Linked DNA regions of Mus musculus: region 2 is linked to region 1. The links are chromatin loops, found by intact Hi-C in ENCODE. Cell type or tissue: heart. All regions are shown on one strand.

Region 1 (5,000 bases):
CAATTCCTTAGTATTTAGTATTTACTATTTTTTACACTTAAAAACCTTCTTACCTTTCTTACATAAGAAACTCATAGATGCCCTGTGACCTATTAAATGTTTATCTAATATTTGTAAAAACATACTTTTGAAAGGAAAAAATAGAATTATGTATGATTAGATTCAGAGAGAAATCTGCTTTTGAATCTTCATTATATTGTGTCTAAAAGGAGGGATCGGGTCATTGCTGATCCTGCTAATGAACTTGAAAGGCTAAGAGAATGGGTATAGACCAATCACAAGTCATCTATCATAGACTAATGATTCTCACAATGGCCTCTAAGATGGGGGTGGGGTTGGGGTGGGGAGCTGTAAAGGCTTTGTGGTTGCTAGTTAGGGTTCAATTCACTTTAATTCCATGTCACTAGAATTTATTTTTTTAAATCTGTTTATTTATATGTATTTTTATAATTGTTTATATTTATATCTTTAGTTATGATTTTTTTTGATAGCTTCCTTCTCTTTCTGTTCTCTATTAGTTCCTTCACATCCCGATTATTCTCCCCCTTTCACTATGATCCCCCTCCCACAGTTCATGCTTTTTTTAATATTTTTTTGGTACCCGCTGATTTTAACTAGGACCATCTGTGCGGCAATGAGTCTGGAGCTAGCTGTTAAATCCTGATGGGCTCAGACTTGCTTCCTAACTGTCTCTTCCCAGGAACCAATCGGTTGACAGCAGTTGAAGAGGAAGCTTTAGGGCCTCAGGAGCCCCTCTGCCCATGTGGGTTTTGACAGGTTTTGCAGGTCTAGTGCTATGAGATCATGTCTGCAGTGGCTGGGTCGTGTCCTGAGGAGAACGCTCTGTGTCTCTTCTCCTCAGTTTCTGGCCCCCACATTCTTTCCATTCCTTCTTCTGCAATATTTCTGAGCCTCAGAGGGCATGACATAAATGTCCTGTTTCAGGATAAGTACTCATCCATTATTTATTCAAAATACCTTCAGCACCCCAGTCTCTTCTCTCACTGTTGTTCACTTCAAAGAGACGTTGTTGGATTAAGAATAAAAACAGCATCTGTCTATGGATACAAACAATTAACCTGCAATATGATGCCCTGTCATTTTAGCTTATCAATAATAGGGAGGTCAGCCTTAGGACCAACAACTTCCCCAGCTTGGATGTTTGATCTAGTTTATAGCACCAAGTATGCATTCACTCTCGTGGGTCGAGCTTCACCTTAACAGAATGTAATAAGATGAGGGGTCAGAGCTATGTTTTAAAACAATGTATAGCGCCAGACGGTGGTGGCGCACACCTTTAATCCCAGCACTTGGGAGGCAGAGGCAGGCGGATTTCTGAGTTCGAGGCCAGCCTGGTCTACAGAGTGAGTTCCGGAACAGCCAGGGCTATACAGAGAAACCCTGTCTCAACCCCCCTCCCCCAAAAGAAAGACCAATGAAATGAACAGTTATATTTGAATGGCAGGAATTATTTTACCTGAGAATTTTAATCTTTTGGGGGTGATAACAAGATGAGACAAAGGACACTTATCCAACTTCACTGAGCCGAAGCCACCCTCAGTGGTCCTGACTTTTCTAAGCAGAAGCACAGAAAGAGCTACTGGAAAAGACAGAGAGTATCTTGTATGCCCTAGAGAGCTTTGAGGTCAATGAATGATGTTCAGAGAAAGTCAGGCTTAGAGTCTACTTTAAAAAGAGAGACTTTGCGAATTCTGAGTCATAAAATCATGGAGTGATTTGAAGGCAGTGAACAACCTTATGATTACTGGAGTTATGCAGAGGAAGCCTAGGCAGGTTTCATGAGGCTATTTGTGTAGAAAATAGAAGGTCAAATGGGTCATCATATTAGATGGCCTTTCTGATTCCTTCTGGATCTTCCTGAAGCATTGATTTGGCATCTATCTTCTATTTCCCAAACAGAGAGTTCAGGGGCTTCCTGGATCCTTCCTGGAGAAGTACTTTGGGATTTACACAGGAGGAAATTACACACTGTGCAGTTTCCCGAGACTCTCAGAGTCTCAGGACTTGTTAGTGCTGTGAACCCTTAAGGATATCCCCAATTCTGGGCACATAGACATGATTAGCTAGTGACAGATCAGTGCTCTGTAGGTCTCCTCAAAACCTTCAGGAATTCCATGTGACCTACAGCCTGTTCTCTGGCTGTGTTGGGTTGACCAAGGTCTGTCCTGACTTTAGTTTGTATTTCACAGTTTTCTGCCCTAGAATAAGAACGGAAACAGGAGGCTTACCATGTGTGGCCTATGTCTCCCTCTCCCTGTCCCTGTCCCTGTCCTCCCTGTCCTCCCTGTTTCCCTCTCCTCCCTGTCCTCCCTGTCCCCCCTGTCCTCCCTGTCCTCCCTGTCCTCCCTGTCCTCCCTGTCCTCCCTGTCCTCCCTGTCCTCCCTGTCCCCCCTGTCCTCCCTGTCCTCCCTCTCCTCCCTGTCCTCCCTGTCCCCCCTGTCCTCCCTGTCCTCCCTGTCCTCCCTCTCCTCCCTGTCCTCCCTGTCCTCCCTGTCCTCCCTGTCCCCCCTGTCCTCCCTGTCCTCCCTGTCCTCCCTGTCCTCCCTCTCCTCCCTGTCCTCCCTGTCCTCCCTGTTTCCCTCTCCTCCCTGTCCTCCCTGTCCTCCCTGTCCTGCCTGCCCTCTCTCTCCTCCCTCTCCTTCCTCTCCTCCCTCCCCCTCTCCCTCTCCTTTCATCTGACATCTGTTCACTAGGCTCATATTCCTCCAGGTAGGCTCCCACACATAGAAGAATCTCCTCTGGTGCAACTTCCTTTAACTTCAAGAAAGCAGGAAAACAAATTTTAGGTTGTCATCTCTTGGGTTGCCATTTGGAAAAACTGGGTAAACTGCATCCTGTTTATTCAGAAGAACAAGTGGGACATTATCCCAGCCATGTGCAGAGCACAGCTAGGGATGAGGGCCTGGATGGGAGCAGCAGGTGGGCCTGTGCTCCAGTTGTCCCACTGGCTAGCCAGAGGTGAAAGTTGCCATAACTCAGCTGAACATCTCCAAAACATGAGATTTCAGATGGCTCCTAAAGTGCACTGTGGCTCCCAATACTCAAACTGGATGGCAGAGGTACAGAAAAGTCACCCCCCTTGCCCAAGAGCACAATCATTTACTTCTGGTAGTATCTTCTCATATGGGACAAGGAAACTGTGATGGCTGGCTGGTCAACAGGGCCCTCTAAAAACTGATTGACATCTTCAGTATTTTCAGGGCTTCCGTTCTGTTCCTCTAGTCATTTATATGGCATAGTTAGTATTTGTAGATTCTTCTTGGTTCCTCTGCTGGTTTATGAGCCTTTTAGTTGCTTCGTGACTACAACATAACAACACGTACCACTGTATCGTGATAGGGCAGACCCAGTGAACAAAAGCATGTTCCACGAACAGCAGTCAACCTTGACCTCGTGCATTTGACAGCTTCATTTTATTTCATTTTACAGTGGAGCCAGAAAATGCTTTCTTTTGACCAGTTCCCACATCTACCCCGACTGTTTACCTTCCATCTCTGTTTCAGAGGAAAAGCACAACTGTGCCATGTCCATGATTCCTGGAGGTTGTTTCCAATATGTTAGCTCAGCTCCCACTGCTCTGTAGCAACAGAAATGAAGCTGGTTTAGAGGGAAGGGGATAACTATGCCCCTATATGAAATAATATCTGGAAGTATTAAAAAATAAAAGTAAAGGCAGAGTTTATTTTGCAATCCCAGCTCTGCCCGTGCTTCATTATTCCACCTTGGGAAAGTGACTTCTTTGGTTGTACAAAGGGAGTGCAAAGTTTTGTTCTGAGGGTCATGACACCCAGGGTTAGGGCACAGTGGCTGAAGAGATCATATTTTAATGCAACTGAATCAGTAACTGCAAGTATTCTGCCTGTAAAGTTGATATATCTTGTAATTCAGATGAGTGAGAAATCATGAGCGTTGTGGAGCTACAACAACCCTGTCCCTTAGAGGACTTGTTACCATGCTCACGATAGATTGTGTCAAAGCATGTTTTCAAGTTCAGGTTGCACTGGGCCCAATGAGTCATTAATTTCATGGAGTTCAACTTCCTCTTGTGCTTACACAGAAAGAGAGTTGAACTGGAGGCCGCTAGGGCTGTTTCTCACTCTGGTCTGTGTGTACTAGGGTGGCTTAGAGTAACTTACTGTATGGTGTGCCAGATCCTTGAATAAACCAACGTTTCTTTTGCCATGGTCAATGACTGGCTATTAAGGAGCTACGCCTACAACAGGAGTAGAAATCAAGATACATACCCCTCCACCCTACGGGGAGAGAGAGAGAGAGAGAGAGAGAGAGAGAGAGAGAGAGAGAGAGAGAGAGAGAGAGAGACCTTCTGTGTTACACAAGGAACCAGTGAGCAAGAGTAGAACCAGAACCCTAGCCCTCTCAAGGCAGCTGCTATCACCTTAAGTTCCTTTTTCCCATCTAGGGACTAAGTCTTATGCATCTAAGATTCCCTGAAGATACAGGAGAAGTTTCATATATTAACATTCTTTTTTTTTTTTTTACTTCAAGAAAGGAAAAAAAACCTACATCAGAAGTGTAAAATAGAAGCAAGTGAGTTCTATTTTTAAAAAACTGGACATCTAGATCTCCCTGAAAATCTCTACATCAAATACCAGCAAGGAAGGGAGTGGGACTGTCATCTCTGTGTTGTGCATGCTCAGGAAAGAGGCTTCATTCTTTAGAACTATCTTCCTCATCTACTAAAATCAAAAGACAAAAATGGCAATGGACCACTAAGGCCTGGCTTCTCTGTCCTTCTACCTGTTTCTGTTATCCTGTCCTCTGCCACTCCTCCTGGGTGGGATGGAGGTCCTGAAAGATGGAAGGGTTTCATTACCTTAATGGTGAAAGAGTCTCATCAGTGGAAAGAAAGACATAAAGATGAAGTATTATTAAACTAGGTCACATGCAGTATTTCTATTCACCTGCCTGAAGGGACATTTTCTTTATTTCACGTGCAGGGGACACTGGAACATAGGGAA
Region 2 (5,000 bases), 180 kb after region 1:
TTAAAGAGATCACGGCCAAGCAGCTTCCAAGCATGGAAAAAGGAGGTAATCAAATTGGCTCATATCCCAGGAAATGGTGAGGTCTATTTACTGAACAATATGAGTTGGCAGAAAGGAGCAGTTTTATATCCACACTTGTGTGTGTGTGTGTGTGTGTGTGTGTGTGTGTGTGTGTGTGTTTGTGTGTTGTGTTGGGGAATCCAGATATTCCATGGAAACAGAAGCTTAATTGGTTTTCCTGAGAAACTTCCTTGGTCAGTGATCCCTTCTACTCAGGGAAGCTTAGTTCCTGGTCTCTTTCACGTTACATGGTAGAAGCCCATGGTGCTTACTCCCTCATGGTGTGCTTTCACATTGCCATCCTTGGGGACAATTTTTAGAAACTCAGGACAGTCTCCTTAAATGTGCCAAGAAGCAGCACAAAGATATGCACAATGTGGGTGGCAATGGTCCAAGGGCCTTCAGTAGAGTGTAGCCAACAAGGTTTTGATAAGTGGCCAGTTATCTGACCTTGATGAACATCAGCTGCCTTGTCTCTACATGATTCTGGCTTTTGGTAATATCAGCAAGATGACTACCATCTTTGTGAGTCTTTAAATATTGTGCAAGTGCTCAGTGAGTATTCATATTAACAAACAAAAACTTTTCTCATCACATATCAATTGATATTCAAGTGCAAACTATTTATGAACATATTTTGGATATAATCATCATATACACACTCTGAATTCATTCCATATTGAACAGGTTCTGTACAAAGTGAGACTCCATAAGGGAAAATCTATGTGTTCTATATAGTCAATGACTTGTTTCCCTCTATGCCTCATCCTCTCTTAGACTGACTGAAAGTAAACCAGTGACTCTTGCTATGAAATATGTGATATGACATGACACTCTCAGAAGAATCATTTCACCAGGACTTGCACATGCTAGTGAAGAATGAAGCTGTACATTGGCTATGGTCTGATGAATAGTTCTTGCCCATATGGCAAGTTTCTCTATTCTCTCTATACCAGGGGTTCTTAACCTTCCTAATGCTGTGAACCTGTAATAGAGTTCCTCATGTTGTAGTGCCCCACAACCATTTTCACTGATACTTCATAATCTTGCTGGTACTATGACTTGTAAATGTTTTTGGGAGTAGAGGTTTACCAAGGGGGTCCATTAGGCTACACAGTTCTGAGATGACAATACAACATTGGAGAAGAATCCTAAGAGTCACTCTTTGCAACCAACACAGTGATCTATGGAATTATAGTAAGGCATTGGGAGATTTTCAATAACTAGTGAGAAAAATATAGTCCATTTAACAAAACTGCATACTTACTAGCAAGAAATTCCAGTAAGAGGGAGATGGCAAACTGACTTAGGAAGGCTATGTGAACCTGTGTTTAGCGTTGTCAGTGAATGCTCTTTTAGATAGTCACTTTTGACAACTTGGGTCTTGAGGACTGCTTGTTATGAGAGAAGAATGACACTTCAGGACCATTCTATGGAGAGCTAGGTCAGATGAAAGTCCACGAATATGGCCTGTGAATATGCTGTGTCACTGGGGGTACTTCAATGCTCAGAGTTTGTGAGTTGGAAGGGAAATGGCACCTTGGTGGTGGCTATGATTTGGTGATTGATGGCTTATAAGCAAAGGAATCAAGTGATTGGATTAGTGTCTTATAAATTGTATTTTAGTAATATTACTAGGAAAATCAGTACATGGGGAATGTGTAGAAAGAGGAAGCAAGTACAATCGTGACTTCTTACCCACCTCAGCTCTGGAAATCATGCCCAAGCCAAAACATCTTTAAAGTGGAAATGGTCAGGTCAAGGCCATGGACAAAACACTCGGCTCATGTTATTCAATAGCTGCTTGGAAATTCAGAGCATGAGTCACATTCATTACTGGAAGGACTTTCCACAGTGATGTTTAGGAACATTTATACATAATTTGTTTAGGAGTTCAAAGGGTGCAATAGTTGGAAGAATGGCTGCCATCCACAAATTTGTCCTAATGGGTGAATTTCAGCATCTTGGAAATGTTATAAGTCGAGAATGAATCACTAGAGTTAACTGATCATTTGCTGGACCAATCTGGTATGCTGTTGACAGGCAGATGCAGCCAGTGGTGCCTGGTTTCTGTGAATATGTGGGTTTGCTATCTTGCTACTTCTCAAGTATCATTTTGGGTTCTGATATCTTTTGAATGAATAAATGAGTGAACTGGATCAAGTGAAAGGTACATTACTACAATCTGTTAAAGAAAAGCCAACCCCTGTGCCAAGACCGGAAGAAAAGTCTCCCAGGGAATGAGCCAAAGTCACCATCTTTGCTTGGGAAAATGTGGCCAATAATTATATCTGAACTGTGAAATAGAAGGTTTTTTTGTTGTTGTTGTTTTTGGTTTTTTTTTTTGGTTTTTGTTTGTTTGTTTGTTTGTTTTTGTTTTCTGCCTCATGTTGGCAGAGAGGTTTCGACCACATGTGTTGTATATTGGTTAGTGGTAGACACTAGTTAATCTTGCTTTTATTTTCTTGCACTGATCACAAGGATTTTTATTTCACTCTACTAGAAAGTTATGAGAGGGGCACCATTGTCCTCAGAGATACTAATGTGAATTTGGGACAGATGATAACAAAAACCTGATCTTTGAGCAGGAGAGATGTAGACAGTGAGTGCATTGAAGCTGTAGCGCTGGTATATGATTGATTGATTGATTGATTGATTGATTGATTTTACCTTCAGGTGATGGGGTTGGATGTTAGGTGGCCTAGTGAACTTCCAAGACTTCAACATGGTGACTTAGCAAAACATTTCATAGGATTAAAGGTTATGTCCCATGGTAGGAGGCTGTGGCATGTATAAGGTTTGAGAGCCATTGTTTCTGGTGGGAGAAACCAGCTGACCTTAGTAAGTCCAGCATCATGCCTGAATTATTTTATGCTTGAGTCTGCATAGAACTGCTTATGTTTGTTTTCACACATAAAACTGCCATACTTATCTGTTTGATTTTGATTTAAAAACTCCATTCTCTTGATTTCTGACAAAAACATGAAATATAAAAGGGACAACAATTTTAAAAATCTGTCCAACTAAATGTGCCATCCAATCAACTTTCCTTCCTGCCAGCATTTTCCCTACCAGGGGACTGTACTAATATGGACAGTTTTGCCAATCAACAATTTGGTGTTTTCTATGTGATCCAGTTATGTAGTTGAATAAAAAATGTCCTCACATTTACTGCTTCTTAGGGAGACAGAAGTCTATGTTGACTCTTCAAGCTGCAGTTCTTTTCTTTAAGAACACGAGTAATTTCATTTTGATTCCATTACTGTGAAGAAATGCAGGGATGTGTTAGGTTCTTTCAGTTGTAGAATATTCAATGTGGACTCAGAAAAACCTCTTATCTATAAAAAGGTCAGAAATCAATTTTTCTCTGTTGAGTTAAGATGACTGGAGATTAAGACAATTGGTTGTCAAGTACAAAGGTAAACTTTTCCATCATGCAAATTTGGAGAACAACTTGGAGAAATAGCTTTTTAATATAATGGTCAGTCGTGTGGATCTCTCCAGAACAACCCCTCCTCCCTCCTGCTCTGTTGACTCCTGTTGGATTTTGAGTTGATCATCCAAGGATACCCATTGATGATCCTAGGTATCATATTTGCCAAAAGTGTTAAAACAGATGGGGAAATAACAAATCAAAACAAAAAACAATCCCAAACAAAGAAAAAAATCCAAACAGGTTTATCAAGGAGGACTAATGCCACATAATGTTGCAAGAGACATTTATCTCTTTGACTTTTGTGACATCTTCTCCACCTTACTGTTTAATCTCAGTCCATTCTTGTCTTCTAAGCCATTGTTTCTTAAACTGGGTCATAACCTCATATAAGGTCATGTAATTGAATGTTTGTGTGTGGGAATGGGTGGGTGTCACAAAAGTTGGACATCAGCAAAATATTTCTGTATATGTCATAAACAAAATCAATTCCAAATGAAATGCATAATTTGACAAGGTTGTGGCAGTAATCCTCCATGCTTAATTGTGTGAAATCACTCCACACAGCACATGCACTTTGCATGACACATGTTGTCATATTGATAAGTGGATATTAGCCCAGAAGCTAGGAATATCCAAGATACAATTCACAAAACACGTGAAACTCAAGAAGAAGAAAGACCAAAGTGTGGATACTTCAATCCTTCTTAGAATGGGGAACAAAATACCCATGGAAGGAGTTACAGAGACAAAGTTCAGAGCAGAGACTGAAAGAATGACAATCCAGAGACTGCCCCACCTGGGAGTCCATGCCATAAACATCCACCAAACCCAGACACTATTGTGGATGCCAAGAAGAGCTTGCTGATAGGAGCCTGCTATAGCTGTCTCCTGAGAGGCTCTGCCAGTGCCTGACCAATACAGAAGTGGATACTCACAGCCATCCATTAGGCTGAGCACAGGGTCCCCAATGTAAGAGCTAGAGAAAGGACACAAGGAGCTGAGGGGTTTGCAGCCCCATAGGAGGAACATCAATATGAACCAACCAGTACCCCCAGAGCTCCCAGGGACTAAAGTACCAACCAAAGAGTACACATGGTGGAACTCATGGCTCCAGCTGTGTATGTAGCAGAGGATGGCTTTGTCGGTCATCAATGGGAGGAGAATCCCTTACTCTTATGAAGGCTCTATAACCCAATATAGAGGAATGCCAGGTCCAGGAAGAGGGAGTGGGTAGGTTTGTGAACAGGGGGAGGGGAGAAGGGATAGGGGCTTTTCAGAGGGGAAACTAGGAAAGGGAATAACATTTGAAATGTAAATAAAGAAAATATCTAATAAAAAAGAAAATTAATGAAGATACTCTGAGTCCTACAATATCAACTATTCAGCCAAGATTTATTTCTTATGTGGAAATAAACAATCACAGACGTTTCATTAGTGTGAAAAAAATGCTTTTGTCTTTATAAATTTTGTGTCAACTTTTGTGTATATGAAGAGTAACTTTAAA

What was found. Hi-C counts contacts between places; a loop is a spot of excess contacts. Peaks named below come from ENCODE experiments on the same cell type or tissue, not always from the same donor. Only the 100,000 strongest peaks of a DNase experiment are listed, where the experiment ranks them.
Region 2: it touches region 1 in a loop (2.8-fold over the local background); 2 of 42 quality-filtered maps call a loop at or near these places.

The regions. Positions count from the first base shown.
Region 1 is chr12:15,719,458-15,724,457 of GRCm38, reverse strand. Gm40287 (a long non-coding RNA gene) reads right to left here. Exons shown (of 6, transcript XR_872503.1): 4 at 3,507-3,598. Among named protein-coding and RNA genes, the nearest start is that of Mir6387, 79 kb to the left of the region's middle. In heart, no CTCF peak of the experiment used is centred here; a DNase peak (open chromatin) is centred at 2,107.
Region 2 is chr12:15,539,632-15,544,631 of GRCm38, reverse strand. No RefSeq gene overlaps it. Among named protein-coding and RNA genes, the nearest start is that of Gm40287, 64 kb to the left of the region's middle. In heart, no CTCF peak of the experiment used is centred here; no DNase peak of the experiment used is centred here.